Linked DNA regions of Homo sapiens: regions 1 and 3 are each linked to region 2. The links are chromatin contacts, found by Hi-C in ENCODE. All regions are on one chromosome and are shown on one strand. Each heading gives the region's core, a stretch centred on a gene start or an enhancer-like site at or near the end of the contact. The rest is flanking DNA. Distances are from core to core; before and after follow the strand shown. Region 1 has its middle 140 kb from the start of NAMPT-AS1. Region 2 overlaps ATXN7L1 (ataxin 7 like 1). Region 3 has its middle 60 kb from the start of NAMPT-AS1.

Region 1 (3,797 bases), core at 1,258-3,757, 620 kb after region 2:
ACTTGCCCCGATTCATCATCAGGCTGTGTGCTCCCTGTTCAGAGACCATGTCCTCTTCTTCTTCTTCTTGTCCTCCAATCACCTTTAGCCATCAGATGCCCAATATTCATCAACCTCATCTAACCTGTTTCCTTGCTGTATCATCCTGGGCAATTTACTCAATGTATTAGCCCGTTTTTGTACTGCTATAAAGAAATGCCTGAGACTGGGTAATTTATAAAGGAAAGAGGTTTAATTGACTCATAGTTCTGCACGGCTAGAGAGGCCTCAGGAAACTTGCAATCATGGAGGAAAGGGAAGCAGTCACCTTCTTTACAAGGTGGCAGGAGAGAGAATGAAAGCACAGGAAAAACTGCCACTTTTAAAAGCATCAGATCTCGTGAGCACTCCTTCACTATCACGAGAACAGCATGGGGAAAACTGCCCCCATGATCCATTGAGTCTTCAGTGGAAGTGGGGACAGATGGTGTTGGGGTTAAGAGTCCTACATTTGGGTGAGCATCAGAATTTCCTGGTGCTTGTAAGAAAGTTAGGTAAGTTACTATTCCAGACCTATGTTCAGGAAAGGGCCTATGCAGTTGGGATTTGAGAATCGGAGCCTGTATTCCGACACCAGCCCTGCACCTAAGTATGGTCTTGGACAACTCTCTGACTTGTGGTTTCTTCACTTGTGGAGTGGAGATAACGGTACGGGCCCTCCCATCTCCCTGCATCATTGTGAGGGTAAAATGAGAAGGACAGGTGCAGGTGCTGATCATGAGTACAGGACACTTCCAGCTCCCTCAGCTATCGGTGTAATCCCCAGCTTGACATGTAGGCAGCTGCATTTTGGGGTCATTTGTGGCCTTGGGGACACAGAACTAATAATCAGGATTTTCCAACAATGTATTCAAATAAAGTCTGATGACTTCCGGCAGCTCTCTAACCATGAAGAATTATAGAACTTTCCTGGTACAGTAATACATTTAGAAAACAAAATAGAATCGCCATCTAAATAACTGAATTTCATTTTTTTTTTCAGGTCTTGATTAGGCATAGAGTTTGTCTTCTTAGGAATTAAGCCCAGAAGAGATAACAGTTCCAAACCACGCAAAAACATTTGTTTGACTAGGCTTTCTAGTAAAACACCACTCATCTTTCCTTCCTTCCTTCCTTCCTTCCAGTCTTTATTTCTTGACTGTGGTTCATCTTCTTTTTAAAAAAATTATCTCTTTTATATTGAGGCTTTCTATAAAGCTTCTACAAGTGCTTTTTGGAAGTAAGTTGGATTTAAGGCACGTGTAAAAGCCTGTGTCTCTCAAATTCCTCTGCCTAGAGTGAAACAGAATCTTAGTGAGAGATACAAAACAGCATTCTCTGGATTTACCCAAATCCATTCTGCAGCTGCTCCAACCACACACATCCTCACATCAAACTCATCCCCTAAAGTCTGGGATTCTCCAGGGATTATCTTACAGATACTGAGCATGACTGCCCACTGCTATGTGTGGCACCTGCTACCTTCTTCCTCACCTGCCTCTGCTTACGGGACTGGGGTCTCCATTGCTGCTGACAACCAAGGCAGCCTTAGAGAGCAGCACGTCTATGCTGGAGCACAGTGGAGGTGCCCACCACCACCACCCATGACACAGCTGCATCTGCACAGGGTCAAGGACACTGACATCAGCCTGGCTTTTGGGGCTGGCTGGTGCTGCTCTTGCCCCCTGCTTCCTGTAACCTAGGGATGCTTTTGTGATGAACTATTTTTGTTTACACTTGTTTTTTATTCCAATACCCTCATCTCAGGACCCAGGCGCAGGACTTCCCAGGACTTCTGGCCCTGGGCGCTGGGCCAGAAGACATCAGAGTGACAGGCACTGTGCTGTTCCTCAAACCCCACCAGGACCACCCCAGTCTCCATTCTAGTCCTGGTCCAGTGCAACTGAACCTAGTAGGTGCTTCTATTTCCCCCTCCTGTGAAGAGAGTCTTTCCTAGGAGACTCCATCACTCAGGTATGCAGACCCACAGGTAGGTTGAGCCACACATCATCCTGGCATTCACAGACTTACATCTAAATCCTAATCAGGGAGAGGAAGAGGACACAGCTATCTTAAGCTCAGGTTCCAGGTACAAAGTAATGAATGGGTAATTGGATAAATTACTGAATAAAAGAGGGAGAGAGAAATGGAATGAAAAGAAAAAGGGAAGGAAGGTAGATAAGTAAAAAGAAGAAAATAAAAGATTCTGGAAAGTAGTTCCTAACCCAAGTTCCAATCTCTCTCTCTCTCTCTCTTTCTCAATCATGATGGGATGGGGAGGGCAGAGGAATATGTTAGGACAGACTCCTCCACTTCCGTTCAAGTACCAATAACTAGATGTAGAAAGAAAGTATGCAAATTAGAAGACTAATGTTCTAAAATGAGTAAGAGCCTATTTGCTCACTCTTGGCTCTTAGGAAACTAGAGAACTCATGGGGAAGGCAGGCAAACAGAAGCAAGATTTCATCAGAACACTGGCCCCTTGTCAATTTATCACTCTGGTGAAACAGCGTGACGCTTGGGATTTCCCCAGAACGTCAAACTGCAATTTTACATGTGCTGCTTGGAAGCAAGCTGTGTAACTTCCTGTAATAAGGATTTCAAGTATTCAAGCAATAAATCTGAGATGCCAGAGCCTCTCTTAACACTGTCCTGTAGCTCAGCAACTCCAAATTAGCACAGCTCCACACATCCAAAGCCTGGAAAGGGTGGAAGATGAATATGAACGGACAGATCCCTCATGCTCACCCTTGGTGGTGAATTGAGTCATCAGCTGAGTATGGAAAGGAGTGGGGAACAAGCTCACAGGCTCTTTGTCTCCTTCGACTTTTGTTTCACATTTGCCAGGAGGTAAGGCCTTCATACCTGCAGCTGGGTCAAGTATCTGGAAACACGTGGGCTGCCAGCAGAGCCACTTCATGTCAGCATCAGAGTACAAAGTGAGTGTGAGACTGAGTGAGAATGTGAACTGCCAGGGTATTCCTACCCGTGTGGCCCAGGCCTGGCTGCAGGGAGGGCAAAGTCTGGCTGCAGGGAGGGGAAAGGTCAGCTACAGGTCCCACCACACATGTCCTCCAACTGCACTTTCCTTGTTCTAGCTTGGCATCAGCCCACCTTGCTGTGTGCCTTGCATGCCTCCTTCCTCTTCCTTTAGGAGGGGATAGAAGGGTCCAGCTGAGGATAAATACAACAATCAAGTCTTAGATAGCATTTGACAGCTATTTGATGAATGAATAAATAATAGATGCATAAATAAATGAATGAACAAATAAGCCAACAACTGGGTGTCAACAGGCAGACACGCACATTTTACAAATAGGTATTTCCCTACTTCTCCAGCGTGATAGAGTGGAGATCAATGGCTTTCACAATATCTTGTTAAACCTGAAAGTTTAACGAAAATATTCTCTTTTACTGAGTCCTTGTTAAATTAAAGAAAATTAGAAACAGCTACATATAGCCAGGGTAGGGGAAGGGGATGGTTGGGTAAGAAACCGAGAAACTTGAAGAAGGGGAGCAGATCATTCTGGTGGAGTAGGGACACCTGCCTTACCTGCACTCAAACATTCCCAAGTGTCGACTCCCAATTCCCAGTGAAGGCTGGAGGGGTGATGTTAATACCTCACACTGATAATCCACAGTGCCTCTCCTCAGGGTCCGCTGACTCTGACACCTTTCCCTTCCCCACTCTCCTCCCTCTTCCCTTCTAGCTCAAAGTTTGGGTGAGACTGAAAAGCCAATCTGGCTCCCACTTGCAGAGGAATCAAGGCCCCCAGAGT
Region 2 (3,806 bases), core at 161-2,660:
GCTCTGAAGCACTGGAGGATAATTCTTGGATCTCTAGTGTCCACAGACTCTTTCTGCAATGTCAGAACCACCCAAGAATACAGCACTGTCCTTGGCCTGGAGGGTCACTCTGCTCCTAGAAAGCAGGAAAAGGAAGAGGCCTTTATATACCTTCTCCCCAGGACACACAGGGCCTGCAGGCAGCCCTGGTGGGTGCCAGGTTACTTAGGGACAAGGTGACAGTGGCATGCTTTTGCCATTTGTCCCCAGCCAAGTGTTTTTCCACTGATGTGAAAGGAAAAAGATAATTTCTCTAGTGAGCCCTACTGCAAAGACTCTGAGGCAGCATTTCATCAAAGGGTGCTGGGAAGCACTGGGGAGACAGCAAAACCCAAAAACCTCCAGCTCCACTCAGCAAGGAGCTTGCTGCTTCTGTTTCCAGAGAGGCGGAAAAATGAATGAGCACTCAGGAAAGCCAACCTGATCAGTGGCACTTTGATAAGATGACAAAATTGCTCCCTCCTCCAGTCCAAATCCACTCTCTGTGGTGAACTATTATGGGAAGGAAGCATCAACTAATTAGAAGCATCTCTGGGACATGAGAAAAATCAGCACCTAAAATGCCTAAGCAGAGAGAATTCCTTGTTAAGAAGAGAGAAAACAAAACAAAAAACTGCTAGGATGTCACTTTGCCCAAGCATATTTATAAAGGGAGGAGGAGATAAGAATTAATTGGGACAGGAGCTTCTACCTAAGTGACATAAAAGACACAATTATTTTTGCTGCTTTTACAGATCAAGTGCCCCTTCCAGGTGGGGATAGAGCCCTGGCACCACCCACCATTTTGAAAAATGACTTTTAGTCTTCCGTAGTTCTAACTAAGCTTGAAATTAAGATGGTTCTTTTGTTTACTCCCCCTGTTGGGGAAGCTCTAACCACCTATCAAAAACACCAATGTCTGGATTATTTATTTCTCATTGTCCAACCTACGGGGCATAGAAGAGTTTTATGAAGCCAACATGTGAGGCGTTTCTCCCAAAGAAGCGTGGATGCACCTCCCCATATTGCAGAGCCCTTTTATACTATGGTCCTTTGATAATCTGGATTTTGACAGACAGAACTAATGCCTGACTTGGAGCAGGACAAAGAGCCCTGGAAGTCAGAGGCTTCATTCTTGTCACCCTCTTTCCTTTATAAGCTGCGAGCACTTGGGTAAGTCCCTTAACCTTGAGAAAATTCAATAAAACAAAGGGTTAGTGACTAATATATTACATCCTTTTTAAAAAACAAGTTGTGGTTTAAAAAGCCCCATATAACATGAGATCTACTGTCTTAACACATCTGTGAGTGTATAGTACAGTATTGTTAACCATAAGCACACTGTTGTAAAGCAGATCTCTAGAACTGACTCAGCTTGCACTACTGAAACTCCACGCCCACTGAGCAGCAACCTCACTTCCTCCTTCCTCCGGCCCCTGGCACTCAACCATTCTATGTTCTGCTTCTACGAGTCAACTGCCTTAGATACCTCATATCAGTGGAATCAGGCAGTATTGGTCCTTTATGACTGGCTTATTTCATTTAGCATAGTGTCCTCAAGGTTCAAATATATATCCTTACAATGATACTGACATGGTACTCACTGTTTCCATGGTAAGTGGTTACATATATTAACGTATTTAGCCCTCACAGAAACCCTTCAAGGTAAGGTGGCATGATTATCTCCTTTTGATAGATGAGGAAACTGAGGCAAAGGGAGGTGAAGTGAGGTGCCTATGCTTACCTGCTGTGTAAGTGGCTCCAGACTCCTTTTTTTTTTTTTCCAAGACAGGGTCTCACTCTGTTGCCCAGGCTAGAGCATAGTTATGCTATCATAGCTCACTGTAGCTTTGACCTCCTGGGCTCAAGTGATCCTCCCAACTCAGCCTCCCAAGTAGCTGGGACGAAAGGCACATGCCACCACATCCACCTAATTTTTTAAATTTTTTGTAGAGACGAGGTCTCACTATGTTGCCCAGGCTGGCCTCGAATTCCAGGACTCAAATGATCCTCCAGCCTTGGCCTCCCAAAGTGTTGAGACTACAGGTGTGAGCCACCACACCCAGCCCAGACTCCATTCTCTTGAACATAACACCATGTTCTTTCTGTACAGTTTAAAATTTCTATTTTAGCAAGTAGGCTCACAGAGATACTGAAGTCACTGAGGAAGATGGCAAAAGATGGGGCAGGGAGGATAAACGAGATGTGGTGTTGGAGAGATCTACCCTTGTATAGTTCAGAGTGGTCTTTCACAGCAGGAAGAGGATGGCCTTGGAGCCAGGGAGACCTGGGCCCAGTCCTGGCTCTCCCTTGCTCTAGGCCCTTGGGAAACACCAGTCACCAAAACTGGCAAGACCCTTGCCTTGTAGACATCACATGCTAGCAGGTGAGACAAACAACAAACAATAAGTATTCCCAATAATGTCTGCTATAGAAAGGGTAAAGTGTTATAAAAAAACAAACAAACAAAACACTGGTGCTGGGAAGGCTGGCTGGAATTGTAAAAAGGGTGCCACTGAGAAGGTGATATCTGAGCAGACTAGAAGAAGGTGAGAAGGTAGATTGTGAGGCTGGAGCACATCTAGGGGATGGTGTTCCGCACAGAGGGAAGAGCTAGTGCAAAGGTCCAGAGAAGGGGAGAGCCTAGGACGTATGAGGGAGAGCAAAGAAGCCAGCCTGTGTGCAGGAGCCAACGCGAGCCAGCGTAGAGGCACTGAAGCCGGGGATGGCATGGGGGCGGCGGAAAGGCTGTGCCAGTGACTCTGAGTGGTGTGGGAAGCTATGCAGGCTTTTGAGCAGAGGAGTGACATGAACTGATACTTGGCTTTTATAGTAATTTAGGTGATGGTGGCTCAGATCAGGGCAGCAGAAGTGGAGGTGGGAGAAGCAGTTGGTTTTGAACCTAACCTGTTTCCTAGTGGACTAGATGTGGATGGGAGAAAAAGATGGGAGTCAAGGATGACACCAAGAGTTCTGTCCAAAGCAACTGGAAGAATGAAGTGGCTATCAGCTAACCTAGAAAGGCCACAGATGAAGAAAGTTACGGGGTCCCTGAAAAGATATGGTGAAGTCCTATCCCCAATACTTGTGAATGTGGTCTTATTTGGAAACAGCGTCTCTGCAGAAGTGATCAAGTTAAGATGAGGTCATTAGGGTGGGCCTTAATCCAATATGACTGGCGTCCTTATACGACGAGGAGAAGAGACACAGACAGGCCTGGAGATGATGTGAAGGTGGACAGGGAGAACACCATGTGATAAAGGAGGCAGAGCCGGGAGTGACACAGCTATAAGACATGGAAAGCCAAGGATGGCTAGCCACACCGGAAGCATGCAACAGATTCTGCCCTGGAAGCTTCAGAGAGAGCGCAGCCCTGCCAGCACCTTGACTTTGGACTTTGGTCTCCAGAACAGAGAGAGAATGAATTTCTGTTATTTTAAGCCATCTAGTTTGTGGTACTTTGTTGCGGCAGCCCTAGCAAACTATTACAGGGGGTAAGCTAACAATTCAGTTTTCCACATGTTAAATGCTGGAGATGTCAAGCAGGTGGTGGGATGTCTGAGTCCCAAGTTCAGGAGAAAAGCCCAGGCTGCTGACAGGAGTCTGGGACATGTCTGCAAATAGAATGCATTTATAGCCATGGGGCTGGATGAGGGCAGCAAGGAATAAAAGTATACATGGGAAGGGAAGAGGGCCAAGGATTGAGCCTGGGGCACTCCAAAGCTGAGACTGGGAGAAGCAGAAACTGGCAAAGGACTCTGAGTTGGAGCAGCCCAGGAGGTAGAAGA
Region 3 (3,835 bases), core at 965-3,464, 540 kb after region 2:
AATTAATCAATTTTAGCAGTTTTTAAGCTTTCAGAGCTGTCCACTTCATCCTAACACTTTAGGAGTTGGTGGCCATCCCATGATCTCCTTCACGTTTATGTAATGTTCTATCTGCCTGCTCACAGTCTGTATCTCATCCTGGAGAGTCCTTATTTGTAAAGCATATCTGTCTTCTTGTACTTATCCTTCTGGTCTCTTCATGGATCTACTACCCTTTCTAGTGCTTTACCTATGTCATCACAAAGATTCCAGAATGAAGTCTCCTTCCTTCAAGATGGCAACCCTGGAGCATGGTTTTATTTGAGCCTGAGCTGGAATTGCAAAATTAGGCAGCTTGGCAGGAGAAAGCTAGAGCCAGGCATCAGTGGACCCCAACCTCTGAAGAAACCAACGCTTTTACAAACAGCTCCCTTCTGTAATGTCATGGGAGAGTAATTTTTTGCTTTTATAGGGTTTCTTCAGACAGAAGTACCACACAAAGATTATACAAGGATCTATGCTTTTCCATGTGGGGGTTTGATACATTAATGAGAATTTGACAAATCCTGACCACTCTGCCATCTGTGGGCCTCATTCTGTTCCTACTTCTGTGATGCTTTCCATCTGTTCTGAGACAGAGGAACTCGTTCCACTGACATAGGCAATACTCCTAACCCTACCAGCTGTCTTACAAGGGTGTGTTGCTGCTCACTGGAGAAAATGAAAGAAAAGGTATATATTCAACAAAAATCCTGCCAGAAACAATTCACATTCTTCCGTACAGGTAGCTTACAAAGGGGCACAATATGGGATGGGTTTATATTAATCATATCTCATACTTTTCATGAGGTTATGTCATCTTACTGCTCAGAAACCTCCAATAGCTCTCACGACTTAATCAAACTCCTTATCTTAGCATTGTAGGCCTTCCGGCTGTCATTCAGGCTTCATGGCACTTTATTAATACAATATTCCTTTCCCTTCCCCGCTACATGTCACCTATACTTTAGCCAAATGGGACCACATACTATTGTTCTAACCTGCTCCATAAATTTCTGCCTCCATGCTTTTAGAAATTGTATTCTCTGCATTCTAAATGTTTTCCTGTCATGTTGACCATAGAAGTGCTTCCCTTCCCTGAGATCTGTGGTAAGTGCTACCTCACTTATGACACCCTTCCTGATTTCCTCTATCTAGTGATCTCACTTCCCCATGGACTCTGAGAGCACTTTAGTGGTAACGTGTTTATAGACTTACCACATTCTTCCGGATATTTGAGCTGTTACTGTAACAGAGTCACGATGCTTACTTCCGCACTTGATGTTTTCCAAAATATTGATGGCTGAGAGTGAGAACAATCTGTTTTAATTCTGCCAGTGATTATTAAATTTATCTTTGAAGAAGGGTAGATCTTTGAGTTTTGGAGAAGAATAAGACTTAAGGGAGTTTTAGATTATACAAATGAAAGATAATCTTTTGGAATACAGAGACTCTGGTCCAATGTTTCTCAATTTGGTTTCCACAAAACCTTAAAGTTCAATATGTCATCACTAGGGGTTTGTAAGAGATTTTGATTTAAAACCTAGACATCAACTTTCGAAGTTTGCATACTTTGAGGATAGATAGTGGCTAAGCAGACATGTCAGCAATTTCATTCGGGGTCTTTCAGCCCCATTGTGGCAGTGTGCAATAGGATTGTATTTGTTTGTGCCCAGTTTGGTTTATGATGCAAGCTATGGGAGGTTACTGGTAACTGATGAGTGCTATATTGCACAGACGAGAGGGGTGGTAAATGGATGACATGAGTTTTTCCTTCTCTAACTATTTCCCCTAAACTCCCCTTATGCACTACAGGATGACTCACAGGACCAAACAAGCTTTGCTAGTATAACTAAAAATGAGGGGAAATTTAATTTTCATTCTAAAGGCTCAGCTGCACCCTGCCCCACCTCCTGCCCCCAGTTTTGTTGTGGTTACAAACATGGCAAAACATAGGTTGAAAAAGACTAAAAGTGATTTCTCCAGTGATTGATGAGTTTGGGGGGATTTTTAAATTTTACTATGCTCTTATGTTTTACACTTAACTCATGTTTGTATTTTATAAACATGTTTGATAACCCAATGTGGTAATTTTTGAAGGTGAGATGTGAGATGGAAGAGGAAAATTTTAGGCCTGGGGATAACCCTGATAAGGGTAGTGATGATGAATTATAACCTTCTGAGTCATTTTCCTGTGTGATTGGAACAAAGGACACAGAAAAAGTCCATCTTTATGATGAAAGACCCTTACCAAGGAGCTTCTATAGGCTGATTATCCAAATTTTCTTATTTTATTGAGAATCATCCATGTGAGGAGGCCAGCAAGATTTTTCTGTAAAGAGGCAGGTGGCAAATATTTTAGGTTTTTCAGATCACATGTAGTCTCTGTCACATATTCTTCTTTGTCTTTGTCTGCTTGTTTAAATGCTTTAAAAATGTAAAAGCCAATCTTAGCCCTGAGGGCTGTACCAAAGCAGGCCTCTGGTGAGGTTCGGCCCATGGGCTGTCATTTGCCAATCCCTGCTATGTCAAACAACTTAGAGATGTGGGAATGGCTCCAATAAAAAAAAAAAAAGAAAACCCAAACAAAACAAAAACCCTTAAATATAAGTCATAGGTATTCGAGAAGTAAAGATGCTGATTACTTTAAGCAGCTATTAGAATCTTAAAACAAACAGTAACTCTTGTTAAAAACACACAAACACACAAACAAACAAGAAACAGGTACATTCAGTGAAAAGGACCAGGGAGCAAGTTATTTAGTAGCAGAACTTACTGTCTTAAACAGGAAAAGTCACACAGTTGGTAAGGCTAACAATGTGATCATGTAAAATTACTGTGAATCAAAGGCTAGGAAAAGATGCACTACAAGAAACTGAAAAGGTTCCACAGCCTCAAACAGTGTCATATGGTGAAGTATTGATGACACGTCACACAACTTTGAAGAGGTTTTGTGACATACCCTGAAAAACCGCAGCTTCCTTTTCTAGGTTGATGAGTCAGGGGATTTCACCAATAAATGTCATACTTAGCATTTGTAAGATTTGCAAGTAATTGTGAAATTCAAGAAAACAAAGAGTGGCCCATAACAAGGAAAGGCCAAGATATAATTAATGTTTGGCCTTCATATCTATAAACAAAAGGTCTAAGAACTACATTGACATGAACACTGATAGTGCTCTGTCAAATTTGGTTCTATGAGAGCTTTTGCATCTTATTAAATGAAAAAAGTTTCTCACATTTTCACAACACATTGGCTTCTTCAAAGAGAATGTCAAACATTCTTGGAGATGAAATGAAAGTTTTAGATAATATTACAAAATGGCTATCTTTGTTATATAAAGGCTAACTTGAGAATACTTTTAAAACTGAAAAGGTGTCGATAAAGGCCACAGAAATATCCTGCTATACACAGAAATTTGGTGGCTCAGCAGAGGAAGCATTTTCAACAGGGTGTTTGAGCTAAAAGATGAAATTCAAAAGTACTTTCAATATCATACTGGGCAAGTTTCGTTAAGTGTTTTGATGAACAATGGCTACAAAAAGTTGCCTTCTCAGCGGACATTTTTCATTATGTGAACAAGTCTCTGCAAGGCCCTGGAGAAAATGTTTTGACTTTGAGTGACAAGATTCTTGAATTTAAAAGGTAACTGAGAGGGACTTCCGATTCAAGTGATGATGGAATAAGACCCTTGTGAAAAATTCCCTTGCAGTAAAACAACTATAAAACCTAAACATAAAGCAAAAAGCAACTACTTGAAGGCACTAGAGAGAGAACAGAAGCAGAAAGACATTGGCAAAGAATAAATATTTGGAA

The links. A loop is a pair of places that touch in the nucleus more often than their neighbours do. Pooled maps may share reads with other maps.
Region 1: a map of naive thymus-derived CD4-positive, alpha-beta T cell shows a loop between it and region 2 (2.3-fold over the local background). The contact joins two enhancer-like sites. A Hi-C loop is called at or near these places in 1 of 168 maps with a recorded cell type or tissue (naive thymus-derived CD4-positive, alpha-beta T cell), 2 of 37 single-sample maps with no recorded cell type and 10 of 50 pooled maps.
Region 3: a map of naive thymus-derived CD4-positive, alpha-beta T cell shows a loop between it and region 2 (11-fold over the local background). The contact joins two enhancer-like sites. A Hi-C loop is called at or near these places in 1 of 168 maps with a recorded cell type or tissue (naive thymus-derived CD4-positive, alpha-beta T cell), 2 of 37 single-sample maps with no recorded cell type and 12 of 50 pooled maps.

Annotation. Positions count from the first base shown.
Region 1 is chr7:106,422,629-106,426,425 of GRCh38, forward strand. No RefSeq gene overlaps it. Among named protein-coding and RNA genes, the nearest start is that of NAMPT-AS1, 140 kb to the left of the region's middle. RefSeq lists enhancers at 2,127-3,326, 2,710-2,809. Within about 2 kb of position 2,508, at least 21 of the 41 ENCODE cell types and tissues checked have a DNase peak (open chromatin) inside an H3K27ac peak, as active enhancers do.
Region 2 is chr7:105,807,986-105,811,791 of GRCh38, forward strand. The region is part of intron 2 of ATXN7L1 (ataxin 7 like 1); the gene reads right to left. Among named protein-coding and RNA genes, the nearest start is that of ATXN7L1, 67 kb to the right of the region's middle. RefSeq lists enhancers at 931-1,000, 1,121-1,230. Within about 2 kb of position 1,411, at least 8 of the 41 ENCODE cell types and tissues checked have a DNase peak (open chromatin) inside an H3K27ac peak, as active enhancers do.
Region 3 is chr7:106,343,822-106,347,656 of GRCh38, forward strand. No RefSeq gene overlaps it. Among named protein-coding and RNA genes, the nearest start is that of NAMPT-AS1, 60 kb to the left of the region's middle. RefSeq lists an enhancer at 2,316-3,515. Within about 2 kb of position 2,215, at least 4 of the 41 ENCODE cell types and tissues checked have a DNase peak (open chromatin) inside an H3K27ac peak, as active enhancers do.